Linked DNA regions of Homo sapiens: region 2 is linked to region 1. Evidence: chromatin contacts called from ENCODE Hi-C data. All regions are on one chromosome and are shown on one strand. The core of a region is the stretch at or near the end of the contact, and the rest is flanking DNA. Distances in the headings are between cores, read along the strand shown.

Region 1 (7,351 bases), core at 1,436-3,935:
GAAGTGCTGCCTGGCCGCCCGCTCTCCTTCCCGGAGCACTCCACCTGCAGGGCTCTGTGTGGCCACAGAGGGGCTGTGAACCCCCTGGGGCTGCCCCAGGAAGCGCCTGCTGATCTGAGGCTTGAAAGGGGCTGAGGGCAGGTGTCTGCCCCAGAGTTCATAGCCCTGGTTTCGGTTCTACAGGTTGGGGATCATCTTTGGGCTCCGACCGGGGTTCAGGGAGGACCAGAGGATGTGGTCAGAGATGTGGCCGCCCACCTAGAGGGCTAGTCCCAGCCCTCGCCTCCTCCCTAGATCCATAGCTGGCCATGACCCTGGGGAAGAAGCCTCCTCTTCAGAGGCTGGCCTGGGGCAAAGGAGGGGCATTGCCACCCAGCTACCAGAGCCCGTGGACTGAGGCCTTCAGGGCAATCTGTCGCCCACGCAGCACCTCACAGCCCAGGACCCAAGAGGCAAAGGGCCCGCCCACTGCCTCTGGCCATGCACAGCTGTTTTCTATGTTGCAGTTCCTTGTAAGATCTCATTCAGAATAAACATTTCTGGCTGGGTTTGGTTCACACCTATAATCCCAGCACTTTGGGAGACCAAGGTTGGGGGTGAGGTGGGGTCGTGTGAGGCCGGGAGTTCAAGACCAGCCTGGGCAACATAGTGAGACCCGCCCCCCCCCCCGCCCCCACACCATCTCTACCAAAACAAAAATTAGCCAAGAGTGGTGATGGGTGTCTGTGGGTAGTCCCAGCTACTTGAGAGGCTGAGGTGGAAGGTTCACTTGAGCCTGGGAGTTTGAGGCTGCAGTGAGCTATGATGGCATCACTGTACTCCAGCCTGGGCAACACAGTGAGACACTGTCTCTATTTAAAAAAAATTTTTTTTAAATAAACATTTCTTCTCCTTAGAAAAGAAGTTAACCACAAATCCAGTCAGTGCCCTGTTCTTATCTCAAATGGGTGTTCTAGAAGAATAGACCAGTAAAAAATAAATAATGGCCGGGTACGGTGGCTCACATCTGTAATCTCAGCAATTTGAGAGGCCGAGGAGAGTGGATCACATAAGGTCAGGAGTTTGAGACCAGCCTGGCCAATACGGTGAAACCCTGTCTCTACTAAAAATACAAAAATTAGCCAGATGTGCTGGCTCTCGCCTATAATGCCAGCTACTTGGGAGGCCAAGGCACAAGAATCGCTTGAACCCAGGAGGCAGAGTTTGCAGTGAGCCAAGATCGCACCATCGCACTGCAGCCTGGGCGTCAGAGCAAGACTACGTCTCAAAAATAAATACATAAAATAAATCAAATGGGCTAGTCATAGGACTTGCCCGGCCACGGCCAGCAAGGTGGTGAGAGTTGGGAGGTGAGAACATCCGGCCACCACTCCTGTGTTAAAAGCGCACCAGGTCTGGCAGCACGTGGAGGGCAGCCTTGGGGAGACCGCCCTGAGTTCAACTCCCAGCTCTGCCACTCTAGCCAGATCTCTTCCCCCACTGAGGCCATTTCCTCAAGCCTTAATTCAGGAACAGATGTGGCCCACAGAGGCAGAGCCCGAGGACACCCACCTTGAGCGGCCTTTGCCAAGCACCCCAAGGAGGTTAGTCGGGTGGGGTGCAGGGAGCAGGGCACCTCACCCAATACCCAGAACAAAACAGGCCAGCCCCTCCCTTCCCTGAAGCAGCTCCCAGACTCAGTGGCGCCTGTAGGCTAGTGAGGTGGTGGCCAAGTGGGCTCGGGCCTGGCTTCCTGTGCACCCAGAGGGACTGATAATTGTAAAACCACATGGGGCTGCAGCCGCTGCAGAGCGTGGGAGCCCCTATGGCTTGTTGGAACACTGCAGGGAAGGTTTTTGGAAGAAAAACCAGGATGATGAAACCACCATATGTCCACCCATTTGGAGCTTTGGACTTTTCATAGGACACGCCCCTGGTGCTGGGCAGATGGGGTTGGGGAGGGGGCTGCCAGGACTAGCTGGGGGACTGGGGGGTCCACACCCCTAGCATTTGCATCAGCTCCTTCCCAAAGCCATCCCAACAGACGCACCTTCAAATAAGAGCCAGGCATCTGAGGCTCAAGGGTGGGCTTAGGGAGCTCCCCGGCTCCAATCACATTGCCGCCCGTGCTCCTTCAGAGAAAGGTTGGGACGGCCATTGGTGGCCATACTGGGAAGCTCATTTGTCTCTCACACCTGAACAGGTGCAGTTCTCCATTATACACAAAAAGACAGCGTCCAGAGAGTGAGGAAGAGATCTACCCAAGGCCCCACGCCTGGTCAGCAGCGGGCAGGGCTGCAGGACCCAAGGCCAGCCTCTCATGTCCTGACCTCCTGGGTAGGAGCGGGCCACTATGCCATGTGCACGTTTCCAGAGTGGCTAAGGGCAGGGGGCGGCCGCCATTCCTGCCAGCCCTGAAGAACCATCTGGTGGGAGCTGCTTCCCGAGGCCACGGCTGGAGACTCTCATCCTAGGCCTTCCCCTGAAGGCTGATTCTCAGGACTTTGAGGAAGGGGGCGCTCCAACCCTGGGCTCAGCAGCCCTCCAATGTGGCCAGGATGCCACAGACCTGGGCAACCTGCCTTGTGTCTGGGCTCCCAGCCACAGAGGGCTATGCCCTTGGGGGCAGACACAGGGTTCCCTGCCACTTCCTCATGCTGGGTTCTCAGGTCCTCTCCCTGCCCCAACACACCTGCCCTCTGCAGGGCGAGTCTGCACTCAAGGAAGGAGCTCAAGGCTGGCACCACCTCCCTCCCCAGCTTCCATGCATTAGTCTATAAAGGAGGGTAATAACTCTCTCCTAGTGTGGCCCTTGTGAAGATAATAGATCTAAAGTCACTTTAAGTTACCAAGAGGCCCCTTACACTTGCAAGCTGTTATCAGCATGAGTGCTCCCCACAGAGCTGGGTGAGAGAGCTAGTGATGTCCCTCAGTACCAAGGGGCTTGCGGGATGAGTGAGAGGCTGCGGGGGGTAGCTGAGCCCTCCTGCACCTGGGGAGTAGTCGACCATGGAGGAGGCATTTGAATGAAGGTACCCTGGTGAGAAGGAAAGGAAAGAGGGTGGCCTGACTGCCTGGACAGGGTGTGACTGAGGCTCTCGGGGGTGTCTCCTGTCAAGACTCACCCATCCCTGTGAGCTGGGCCTTGGGCTGTGCCATGCTCAGGGCTCTGTGGGGAGCGTGTCAAGGCTGCTGTGGCCCTAGTGGTCTGGCCCCACAGGATCAGAAAACAGATCTGCTGAGCCAACATGGTGCCATGCCCTGGAGCTGCTTCGGGCAGTCAGGGCTGGAGGCCTGGCTGCTTGCTAAGGCTGGAATAAGCTCAGAAAGAGACTGAGCCTTTACAGACTTCCTTCCATTGGAGCTGCAAAGGAATGAGCAGGGGGCCCAACCCTCCCCCTTTATTTTTATTTATTTATTTATTTTGGAGACATGGTCTCATTCTGTCACCTAGGCTGGAGTGCAGTGGCACAATCTCAGCTCACTGCAAGCTCTGCCTCCCAGGTTCAAGTGATTCTCCTTTCTCAGCCTCCCGAGTAGCTGGGACTGCAGGTGTGTGTCACCATTCCAGGCTAATTTTTGTATTTTTAGTAGAGACAGGGTTTTGCCATGTTGACCAGGCTGGTCTTGAATTCCTGGGCTCAAGTGATCCGCCCACCTTGGCCTCCCGAGTAGCTGGAACTACAGGCTCTCACCACCACACTCAGCTAATTTTTAAGTTCGTTTGTAGAGATGAGGTCTCACTATGTCACCCAGGCTGATCTTGAACTTCTGGGCTCAAGTGATCCTCCCACCTCGGCCTCCCAAAATGCTGGGCTTACAGGCATGAGCCACCATGCCCGGACCCAACCCCCTTTTACAGACAAGGAAATTGAGGCTTACAAGACAGATGTGACAAAAACTAATAAAGGACCAGAAAGAATCACGTGTGAGAGGCGGGAGGTGCCGAATGCCAGTCCCAGCCCTGCCCCGTGCAGCCCTGGCCTCAGCCCTGGGACTCAGTGTCCACTCAGCTATACTGTGTGGGGATGGACAGATGGCTGGGGATGAACCTTTCTGAGAACTTACCAGAGAGGTTAAGGGACTTGCCTGAGGTCACACAGGGAGTGAGGCAGGGCCCAGAGGCCTCACCAGGGGTGTCCACGAGGGGCAGCGGAGGAGAGGCCCATCTTCCCACCCAGGAGCCCTTCCCTATCTCCGGTTCCCTAATGCTGGCTGGAGCGCCTGTCCCTCCTCTGGTCTCTGGCGCCCCCGTGTGGCCTCAGTGAGCAAGCCCCTTCCTACCTCCTGTGGGCTCCACCCCTGCCCCGCCCCTATAAGGAGGGCTCAGAATCTCTCAGGTGAGAGGGATCTGAACTCCTGCCCCCTCCCCCTTCCAGGAGACCAGAGGCAATGAAGGGGATCCCCAGAGTTTGGTTTGAATCCTGGCTCCCCATCCCATTCTGGTTGATTTAGGTAATACACCCAGACTCTGTTTCCCCAAACATTTCTCAGCCCATGGGCCCTGCGTAGCTACAGGGCGGGCCTCTGGGGAGATCACATGGGAGGCAGGGCGAGTCTGAGACCAGCCCCGGGCAATGTAGAGAGACCCCAGCTCTAAAAAAAAAATTAAAAATTAACCAGGCGTGGTGGTGCAGGCTTGCGGTCCCAGCTACTCAGGAGGCTGAGGTGGGAGGATCACTTGAGCCCAGTATGTTGAGGCTGCAGTGAGCTGAGATTGCATCACTGCACTCCAGCCTGGGTGACAGAGCAAGACCCTGTCTCAAAAAAAGGCTGGGTATGGTGGCTCATGCCTGTAATCCCAGCACTTTGGGAGGCCGAGGTGGGCGGATCACCTGAGGTCAGACCAGCTTGGCCAACGTGGCAATATAGTGCAACCCTGTCTCTTTAAAATAAATAAATAAATAAACAAATAATCACATGAAAAACCCTTCGTGGGGAGAAACACCCTGTTTGCTTCAAACATTCATGGAACACCTCCTCCCTCAACCTGATCCTGCCCCCATCTCAGCGAGGTCCCAGTACGAGAGGAGAGGCAAACCCCTAAACAGGTCTTTTAATGAAATAATGTGTTGGCCAGTGGCTACAGCCTGTAATCCCAGCGCTTTGGGAGGCTGAGGCAGGCAGATCACTTGAGTCCAGGAGTTTGAGATCAGCCTAGGCAACATGGCGAAACCCCATCTCTATAAAAAATACAAACATGGCTGGGCCCAGTGACTCACGCATGTAATCCCAGCACTTTGGGAGGCCGAGGCAGAAGGATCACCTGAAGTCAGGAGTTTGAGATCAGCCTGGCCAACATGGCAAAACCCTATCTCTACTAAAAATACAAAAATTAGCTGGGTGTGGTGGCACATGCCTATAATCCCAGCTACTTGGGAGGCTGAGGCAGGAGACTCTCTTGAACCTGGGAGGCAGAGGTTGCAGTGAGCCGAGATCGTGCCACTGCACTCTGGCCTGGGTGACAGCGTGAGACACCATCTCAAAAAACAAAACATCAGCCTGGCCTAGTGGTGTGAGCCTGTAGTCTCAGCTATTCGGGAGGCTGAGGTGGGAGGATCACTTGAACCCAGGAGGTTGAGGCTGTGGTGAGCTACGATTGCACCACTGCACTCCAGCCTAGGGGACAGAGTGAGACCCTGTCTCAAAAAAGAGAAAGAAGTGTTGTCTAGGCCGGGTGTAGTTGCCCATGTCTGTAATCCCAGAACTCCGGGAGGCCAAGGTGGGAGGATTACCTGAGCCCAGGAGTTCGAGACCAGCCTGGTCAACATAACAATAACCCTTGACTCCAAAAAGTAAAATAAAAAATCAGCTGGGTGTGGTGGCATCTGCCTGTAATCCCAGCTACTCAAGAGGCTGAGGCAGGAGCCTAAGAGGTCAAGGCTGCAGTGAGTTATGATTGCATCACTGCACTCCAGCATGGGTGACAGAGAGACCCTGTCTCAAAAAAAAAAAAAAAAAAGTGTTGTCTGAAGCCACCAATATGTCCCACCCTTTGATCTCTCCTCATGGTGCCTGGTCCATCCCAGCTGGACAGAAATCAGAAATACCACTGGACAGAGCCAGCCCCTCCCCTCCCCAACCTCCTCCAGCCTATCTCAGACCTCTCCTTGCCCTTCACGTTCCAGGTCAGACCTCAGGCCCTGCTCCTACTGAAGCTTAAAACGCCTGTGGTGTTGGTACCAGCCCAGCTCCACCTCCACCCCAGGGTCTAACTTAAGAGCCACCTTGTCCTCAGCCCCTCAATTCGCCTTCCTCCTTCCCAAGCCTCAGTGTGTCCATCTGCCAAATGGGCGTGACCATCCCTACCCCAACTTCCTGTCTCCCACATCAACTCTAATGATACAATCAAAGTAAGATTCAGAAACTTTTTTTTGGGCGGGGGCGGGGGGGCGATGGGTGCCAAGCGCGGGCAAACCATGGAGAGAGCGAACTACAATTCCCATCCGGCTCCGGGGCCGCGGGCGTCCCTAGCCCCTCTCTCTTAGCCAAGGGCAAGGCGGCTGCGACCCAGGGGGCGAGAGAAGTTGCAGTGCTCCGCGCCTCCTGGGTCAGGGCCCAGGGAGGGCCCAGGTAAGTCTGGGTCTGGGGCCGCGCGGGGATCTGGGGAGTCTTTCCGACCCCGCAGAACCCCACCGCGCCCCGCGCAGAAGTCAGTTGTTCTCCCCGGCCCGCCCCCGCACTTCCTGGCCGGGAGTTGGGCCCGCCCCCGCGCGCCTCCGCCCCCACCTTCACCTCTAGCCGCGGCTCCCATTGGCCGGCGCGCACCTGCCCGTCCGTCGGGGGGCGGGGCGCGGCGCCCAGGTGAGGGCGCGCTGGCGGCGGCGGAGGAAGGTGACAGCGGGGAGGGCGGGAGAGGGGCGGGGGAGGACGCGCGGACAGAGCCTCAGACGGTTGGGCGGACGGACGGCCCGACAGGCGGGCATGCGGGCGGCCAGACTGTAGCCGAGCAGCGAGGCTCCGGCCGCAGCCATGGAGCGGCGGCTGCGCGCGCTGGAGCAGCTGGCGCGGGGCGAGGCCGGCGGCTGCCCGGGGCTCGACGGCCTCCTAGATCTGCTGCTGGCGCTGCACCACGAGCTCAGCAGCGGCCCCCTACGGCGGGAGCGCAGCGTGGCGCAGTTCCTGAGCTGGGGTGAGTGGCGGGGCGGCACGGAGCGGGGGCGGGCCTAGGGATATCGCGCCGAGACCCCCGCACCCGCAGACTTTCCCGCAGGGACCCGCACCCCCACGGGCTTCCCTCGCAGACTCCCTGCAGTGGCCCTGACGCGTACCACCGGACCCCCGCGGCCCGCACACTCGCCTGCACACCTCACCCTCACTCCAATTCTCACACACGCTCTCTCCCTCTCACAGACCCCGACACATGCACACA
Region 2 (7,351 bases), core at 3,600-6,099, 380 kb before region 1:
GCGATAAGAAAAAAGATAACCCTGTAGAAACATTGGCAGAAGTCTTGGATAAGCATTTCATTAAAAAAAAGCCATCCAAAATACCAATAAGTTCATGCAAATATTTTTACATTCCTTAGACATCAGAGAAGTGCAAATTGGAAATCACAGTACAGTATCACTACACACTCACTATAATGGCTAAAATTAAATTACAGACAATACCAAGTGTTACTAGGGATGTGGAACAAGTTGAACTCATATGCTTCTAATGAGGGTGTGAATTGGTATAACCACTTTGGAAAACTGCTTGCTTCTATTACAGAGAAACACACCCATACTTTATGATCCAGCAGTTCCAATCCTAGGTATGTATCTGACAGAAACGCAAGCGTGGGCTCAGTGCAGTGGCTCACATCTGTAATCCCAGCACTTTGGGAGGCTGAAGTGGGAGGATTGCTTGAGCTTAGGAATTTGAGACCAGCCTGGGCGACATAGTGAGATCCTGTCTCCATATTTAAGGAAAGAAAGAAAGAGAGAAAAAGAAAGAAAGAAAGAAAGAAAGGAAGGAAGGAAGGAAGGAAGGAAGGAAGGAAGGAAGGAAAGGAAGGAAGGAAAGGAAGAAAGGAAGGATGGAAGGAAGGAAGGACAGACAAGTGTGTTTTTTCACCAAGAGAAATGTACAAGAATATTTATAGCAGCAGTATTTGTAACAGCCCAACCTGGGAAAAGCCCAATGTTCTTCAGCAATAAAATAGGTAGACTGGGCGCGGTGGCTCACGACTGTAATCCCAGCACTTCAGGAGGCCGAGATCTGCGGATCACAAGGTCAGGAGATTGAGACCATCCTGTCTCTACTAAAAATACAAAAAATTAGCCGGGCGTGGTGGCACGCGCCTGTAGTCCCAGCTACTCGGGAGGCTGAGGCAGAGAATTGCTTGAACCCAGGAGGCGGAGGAGGTTGCAGTGAGCTGAGATCGTGCCACTGCACTCCAGCCTGGGCAACAGGGCGAGACTCCGTCTCAGAAAAAAAAAAATTGGTAACGTTTCTGTATTAGTTTCCAATTGCTGCTGTAACAGATTACCACAAATTTAGTGCCATAGAACAACACAAATGTATTATCTTACACTTCTGGAAGTGAGAAGCCTAACGTGTGTTACTGAGCTAATGTCAGAGTGTGGGCAGGGCTGTGTTCCTTCTGAAGACTCCATGGGAGAATCTGTTTGCTTGCCTTTGCCAGCTTCTAGAGGCTGCCTGCATTCCTTGACTTGTGGCTCCTTCCTCTGTCTTCAAAGCCAGCAGCACACAGCGTCTCCAAAGGTCTCTCTCTCACTCTGACCTTCTTCTTCCACTTGTAGGGACCCTTGTGATCGTACTGGGCCCACTCAGATGATCCAGGGTAATCCTCCTTCAAGATCCTTAGTTACATCTGCAAAGTCCCTTTTGCCATAGAAGGTAACATATTTATAGATTCCAGGGATTAGGATGGGGACGAATGTTACTTATTGATTTCTAGTAATATATATACATTATATATAGACGTAGATATATTTTCTGGATATGGTTTTTTGTTGGATATTGGTTTCTGCAAGTATCTTATTCTACTGCATACCTTGCTTTTTAAAAATAATTTTTATTTTGTAATAAATATATATTTACAGAAAAGCTATAAAGATTCAAACATCTTTGGGGGTCATTATTCTGTCTACCACAAGTAGTATATTCGTACCATGGATTGTTATACACGAAGAAAGAACGAACTAAATTACATATGACAACATGAGTGCATCTCACAAACGGTATAAATTACAAAAACTATGTAGCTCAAGTTATATAAAGCCCAAAAACAGGCTAATGTAATCTGTGGCATTAGAAATAAGGATAGTGATTCCCATAGGGGAGGGTAATGACTGAAGAAGACATGGGGGGACGGGGTTTCTGGAGGCTGATCATGTTCTGTTTCTTGACCAGTGTGTTGATTAATGGGTGTGTACAGTTTGTGAGAATTTGTCAAGCTGAGCCTTGTGCATTTTTGCATGTGTGTTATACTTCAATAAAAAGTATATGTGGGCCACGTGCGGTGGCTCATGCCTGTAATCCCAGCATTTTGGGAGGCTGAGGCAGACAGATCCCTTCAGGTCAGGAGTTCGAGACCAGCCTGGCCCACATAGAGAAAACCCGTCTCTACTAAAAATACAAAAACTAGCTGGGCATGGTGGCACATACCTGTAGTCCCAGCTACTCAGGAGGCTGAGGCAGGAGAATTGCTTGAACACAGGAGACAGAGGTTGCGGTGAGCTGAGATGGCACTACTGCACTCCAGCCTGGGTGACAGAGTGAGACTCTGCCTTGAAAAAACAAAAACAAAAACAAAAACAAAAAAACAAATAAACCTGTATGTGGGAAGAAGAACTCCAAGATGGTCCATCAAATTCCTGGCCCGGGTGTACACAAACCTTCTCCCAGTTATTCAAACACTAATCTAGGTGTTGTGAAAGGATTTTGCAGATGTAATTAAGGTCCCAAATCACTTAACTTTAAAACAGAGATTTTTCTGGGAGGGCCTGATCTAATAACATGAGATTTAAATCTGGGTCTAGAGGTCAAAGACTGGGAGTTGGAGATTCAAAGCATGGGAGAGATTTGATATGAGGAAGATATTCCTTTGAGGTGGAGGAGGCCACTTAGCCAGGAATGTAGGTGGCTTTTATGAACAGCCTGTGAGGAAATGGAGACATAAATCCTACAGCTGCAAGCAGTTAAATCGAACCAACAATTGAAATGAACTTGGCTGTGAATTCTTCCCCAGAGCCTCCAGAAAGGAGGCTTCGTTTCAGCCTCCTAAGAGCCTGAGCAGAGAACCCAGCTGGCACTTCTGGCCTGCAGAATTGTAAGCTCATAAATGGGTGTTATTTTAAGCCACTAAATTATGGTGATTTGTTATAAGCAATATAAGACTATAACATTCACAAAAAATAAAGTGGCCATTGAGAAATTTGAGGGACACTCAGTCAAAAACCACCAGTTTTACATTCAGTTCTTTTGCTTGTTAACGTGTCTGCTCACCTAGGAGGAAAGAAGGGGGAAAGGCTCCTGAGAATGTGAGCTCTAGAAACGGAGTCTTCCCAGAGAGACTGGACCACGACTAGCCAGCATTGCCACTCAGGCGAGATTGGCAGTGGCAGGGAGAATGGACCAGACATTCTCTAAGATTCCTTTTCATCTTATAATTCTGTGGCTCACAATATTCTAAAATTCATTCATTCACTCATTGGTTCATTCACTCATCAAATATTTATTGCAAAGCTATCACATGCCGGAAGCTGGTTACATGTAATGTTGTAAAAGTTTTTACAGATGTGATTAAGTTATTAAAAAAACAAAAGCAGAAGAGGTAGAGTATTAATCCTTTTTTTTTTTTCTCTTGAGACACTCTGTCTCGCTCTGTTGCCCAGGCTGGAGTACAGTGGCGAGATCTTGGCTCACTGCAGCCTCTGTCTCCCGGGTTCAAGTGATTCGCCTGCCTCAGCCTCCTGAGTAGTTGGGACTACAGGTGCGTGCCACCACACCTGGCTAATTTTTATATTTTCAGTAGAGATGGAGTTTCACCATGTTGGACAGGCTGGTCTCGAACTCCTGACTCAAGTGATCCGCCCACCTCGGCCTCCCAAAGTGCTGGGATTACAGGCATGAGCCACCACACCCAGCCCCTATTAAATCCATTTCTATAAGAACGTGTGTGTGTGTGTGTGTGTAAGTATGTGGGTGTCATGTATGTACTAAGAGCTGCAAGGATACAAATTCATGCCTGACAGAAATGGGAGATGGGAGATGTTCAGAGGTGGAAGGGAGAGTAGGTTGAGAGGGACATGCACTTATGTACCTGATAACAGAAAACAACTCATATTCAGGCACTGTTCTACCTGCTTTACAGACTAATTTTCACAACAGCCTTATGTGGTAGGTTCTATTATGATGCCCATGTTACAAATGGAGAAACTGAGGCACAGAGCGGTTAAGTAACTTGTCAAGGATCACAAAGCCAGTAAGTGGCAGAGCTGAGATTCAAACCAAAGGAGTACGTTCGAGTCCTGCTTCTTAACCAATGAACTACACTGCCTGTTTCTGGATTGTTTGGGGAAAAAATGTTTTTAACAATGAGTATGCATGCTTCTCAGAATTTAGAAAAAAACTACAAGGTGGCTCAACCCTGTTATTCCAGCCCTTTGGGAGACCAAGGGGGAGGATCGCTTCAGTCCAGGAGTTCTAGACCAGCCTGGGCGACATTGCAAGACCCCACCCCATCTCTATTTTTAAAAATGAGCCCGGGCTTGGTGGCAGGCACCTGTAGTCCTAGCTACTACAGAGGCTGAGGTGGGAGGATCGTTTGAGCCTGGGAGGTCGAGGCCGCAGTGAGCTATGATTGTGCCACTGCACTGCAGCCTGGGTGCCCGAGCAAGACCTTGTCTTAAATCAATCAACCAGTAAAGAAAAAAATCCCAGTTAATTGAAGGCATTTACAATAGGGTTTGTGGAAGTTTGTGAAAGTTCACCAGTTCCTAACACTTCCTCTTTCTCCTCCCCCATCCTTTTTCGAACCCCAGGACTCCCCATCCCCACCTCACCCCAGACACACTGGTGAGGAAGGGGTCGGGGGGCGGGCAGGCTCACCGCCTCCCGCTCCCCAAAGCCAGGACTGTGCAGTTGATCCCAGGAGCGAGCCCGGCGCGGCTCCCTGCCGGCAGCGAAGCGAAACATTTGGACATGGCCCCGATTTTTCGGGTGCGGTTGGCAAGTCCCGGCGTGCGCGAACCAAACCTGCGGTTCCCGGGGCAGCTTTGAGCGGGTCGGGTCGGCTCCATAGGAGAATGGCCCCACCTGCAGGCAGAGAGCTCCGGATAGCTGCCGAGTCACTTTCTCAGCAAAAACGGGCTTTTGCTGTTTCCAGAAGGATCCAAGAGAGGACTTTCAGCTCTGGAATTTTGAACTCAGGATCTGTTTCTCCCTCGCGGAAAGAGGAAGGTGGACGAAGGGCAAGCCCAGGCCGGCAGGGGCTACCGCAGGAAGACGCCCATTCCTGGACTCGGGTTCGCAGGAGCCCCCTTGCTCCCCAGAGCCGGAACTGCGCTGCCTGCCACGCTGTTGGGGACAGAAGGCCTCACAGCCTCCCAGAGTTGGGGGCCGTCCCATCTTCCCAGTACACAGGGGTCACAGCCCCAAATCCAAACCGGAGGAAAGACTCTATACCCCAGAGCTTCCCAGGGGGCAACCTGTGGTTTAAGTGCTTTACGTGCTTTAACTGGTTTTTGTTTTTGTTTTTTTGAGATGGGATCTCGCTCTGTCAGCTAGGCTGGAGTGCAGTGGTGCAATCACAGGGCACTGCAGCCTCAAACTCCTGGGCTCAAGCAATTCTCCCACCTCAGCGTCCCAAGTAGCTGGAACCACAGGTATACATACCCCTCCACCCCCAGGTAGTGGGCGTCTCCCTATGTTGACCAGGCTGGTCTGGAACTCCTGGGCTCAAACAATCCTCCCGCCTCTGCTTCCCGTAGTGCTGGGATTACACACATGAGTCACCCGGGCTGGCCTCATGTCTTAACTCTGGATCCTCACAAGGACCTTACAGAAGTAGGAAAGAGGCCCCAGGAGGCTGGGCTCCCTGACTTGCTCAGGTCACTTGGATAGTCTGGCCTCAGAGCCCAGCTGATATCTACTAAAAGAGACTCCCCAGTCTGCTACAGAAAACAGATAGTTCCCGTCTCTACTAAAAATACAAAAATTAGCTGGGTTTGGTGGCATGTGCCTGTAGTCCTAGCTACTTGGGAGACTGAGGCAGAAGAATCACCTGAGCCCGGGAGGCGGAGGTTGCAGTGAGCCGAGATCGCACCATTGCACTCCAGCCTGAAGACAGAGGGAGACTCCGTGGAAAGAAAGGAGAGGAGAGGGGAGGGGAGGGGAGGGGAGGGGAGGGGGGAAGGAAGGAGAGAAGGAAAGAAAGAGAAAGAGAGAGGAAGGAAGGAAGGAGATAGTAATTCATTGCCTGCACTCCCTGCTTCATAAGTATCAATACCAATTATTTAAATGTGCAGGAAATCCAGTGGAATGAAATCAACACGGTTGTTTTTTATCAGCCCTTCCCCTTAGGATTTGTCAGCTTGCAGCTGGTGGTGCTACTGCATATGGGCTGCCTTTGTATTTTTGTCCATTTCACATCTTCATGCCTGTGAACCTGTTAGGTATTCCTTCCTGCCCACCTTGCAAACTTGATTAACCATCTTTTTTTTTTTTTTTTTTTTTTTGAGACAGAGTCTTGCTCTGTCGCCCAGGCTGGAGTGCAATGGCATGATCTCGGCTCACTGCAAGCTCCGCCTCCCGGGTTGACGCCATTCTCCTGCCTCAGCCTCCCGAGTAGCTGGGACTACAGGTGCCCGCCACCATGCCCGGCTAATTTTTTGTATTTTTGGTAAAGACGGGGTTTCACCATGTTAGCCAGGATGGTCTCAATCTCCTGACCTCATGATCCACCCACCTCGGCCTCCCAAAGTGCTGGGATTACAGGCGTGAGCCACCGCACCCAGCCAATTAACCATCTTTTAAAAGCAGTCTAAATGCTATCTCCTGCCTGAAGCCGTCAGCAGCCCCAGCTAGCAGAAATGCTGTTAGGATACTTGTCTCACTGCATGAAAATTACAATTTTCCTGTCTATCCCCTCCTGGATCCAGAAGTGTTTTTTCCAGAGTGCGACACTTCCCAGAATCCACTGGAGAGCCAGCCCAAAGGGCATATCAGGATGGGACAAATTACATTCTGGAAAAGCTGCCTTGGTGATTCCAATAGTCCTCCCACCCAGGTGAGACCCACTGCCCAGAAGTGGGGTTCCTGGGTTAGCATGATATCTCATCTGTCACCACATCTCAGCATCCAGCAGAGGCCGAGTGCTGGAAAAAGGGTGTGGGAAGAGATTGAGTTCACACGGCTCACCTGCTCATTGCATTAAGAGTATTTCAGAACAGAGTTTTTCAGTGGGGGCAGAGAGCATGCCCCTGCCTCAGGTGAAAGTCTTGGGCATGAGCCTGTCACCTACCAAATCACCATGAGACAGCATGTGACCTTGCGGATGGCCGGGGTTCGGAAGAGGTCCAAGATTGAGTTGGAGGTGCAGACACTTGCAAACTCGCTTTGGATGTAGGAGCTCATCACCTAGGTAAGAAGACTCTGCTCAGGGAAAGCGAGGGAGCTCGGACCCCACATCCCTGCTGGGAACCCCTTCGTCTGTGTGGAGGAGAGCTGGGGTTGAGGTCTTTGGTGAGGTGGCTGGCCCTTGTCTCCGCTCCGTCCAAGGACTGATGGCACTTGAGGGGTGTTGAGAAG

The links. Hi-C counts contacts between places; a loop is a spot of excess contacts on that map. Pooled maps may share reads with other maps.
Region 2: a loop to region 1 is called in a pooled map, with 2.1 times the contacts of the local background. The contact joins two enhancer-like sites. A Hi-C loop is called at or near these places in 2 of 50 pooled maps.

What each region holds. Positions count from the first base shown.
Region 1 is chr11:64,844,170-64,851,520 of GRCh38, reverse strand. It overlaps CDC42BPG (CDC42 binding protein kinase gamma), which reads left to right and starts at 6,868. Exons shown (of 37, transcript NM_017525.3): 1 at 6,868-7,111. The coding sequence starts at 6,952. RefSeq lists an enhancer at 3,913-3,982 and silencers at 4,283-4,372, 6,689-7,038, 7,049-7,098, 7,129-7,178. Within about 2 kb of position 2,685, at least 17 of the 41 ENCODE cell types and tissues checked have a DNase peak (open chromatin) inside an H3K27ac peak, as active enhancers do.
Region 2 is chr11:65,223,294-65,230,644 of GRCh38, reverse strand. It overlaps the pseudogene SLC22A20P. Among named protein-coding and RNA genes, the nearest start is that of POLA2, 35 kb to the left of the region's middle. RefSeq lists an enhancer at 4,576-4,775. Within about 2 kb of position 4,849, at least 17 of the 41 ENCODE cell types and tissues checked have a DNase peak (open chromatin) inside an H3K27ac peak, as active enhancers do.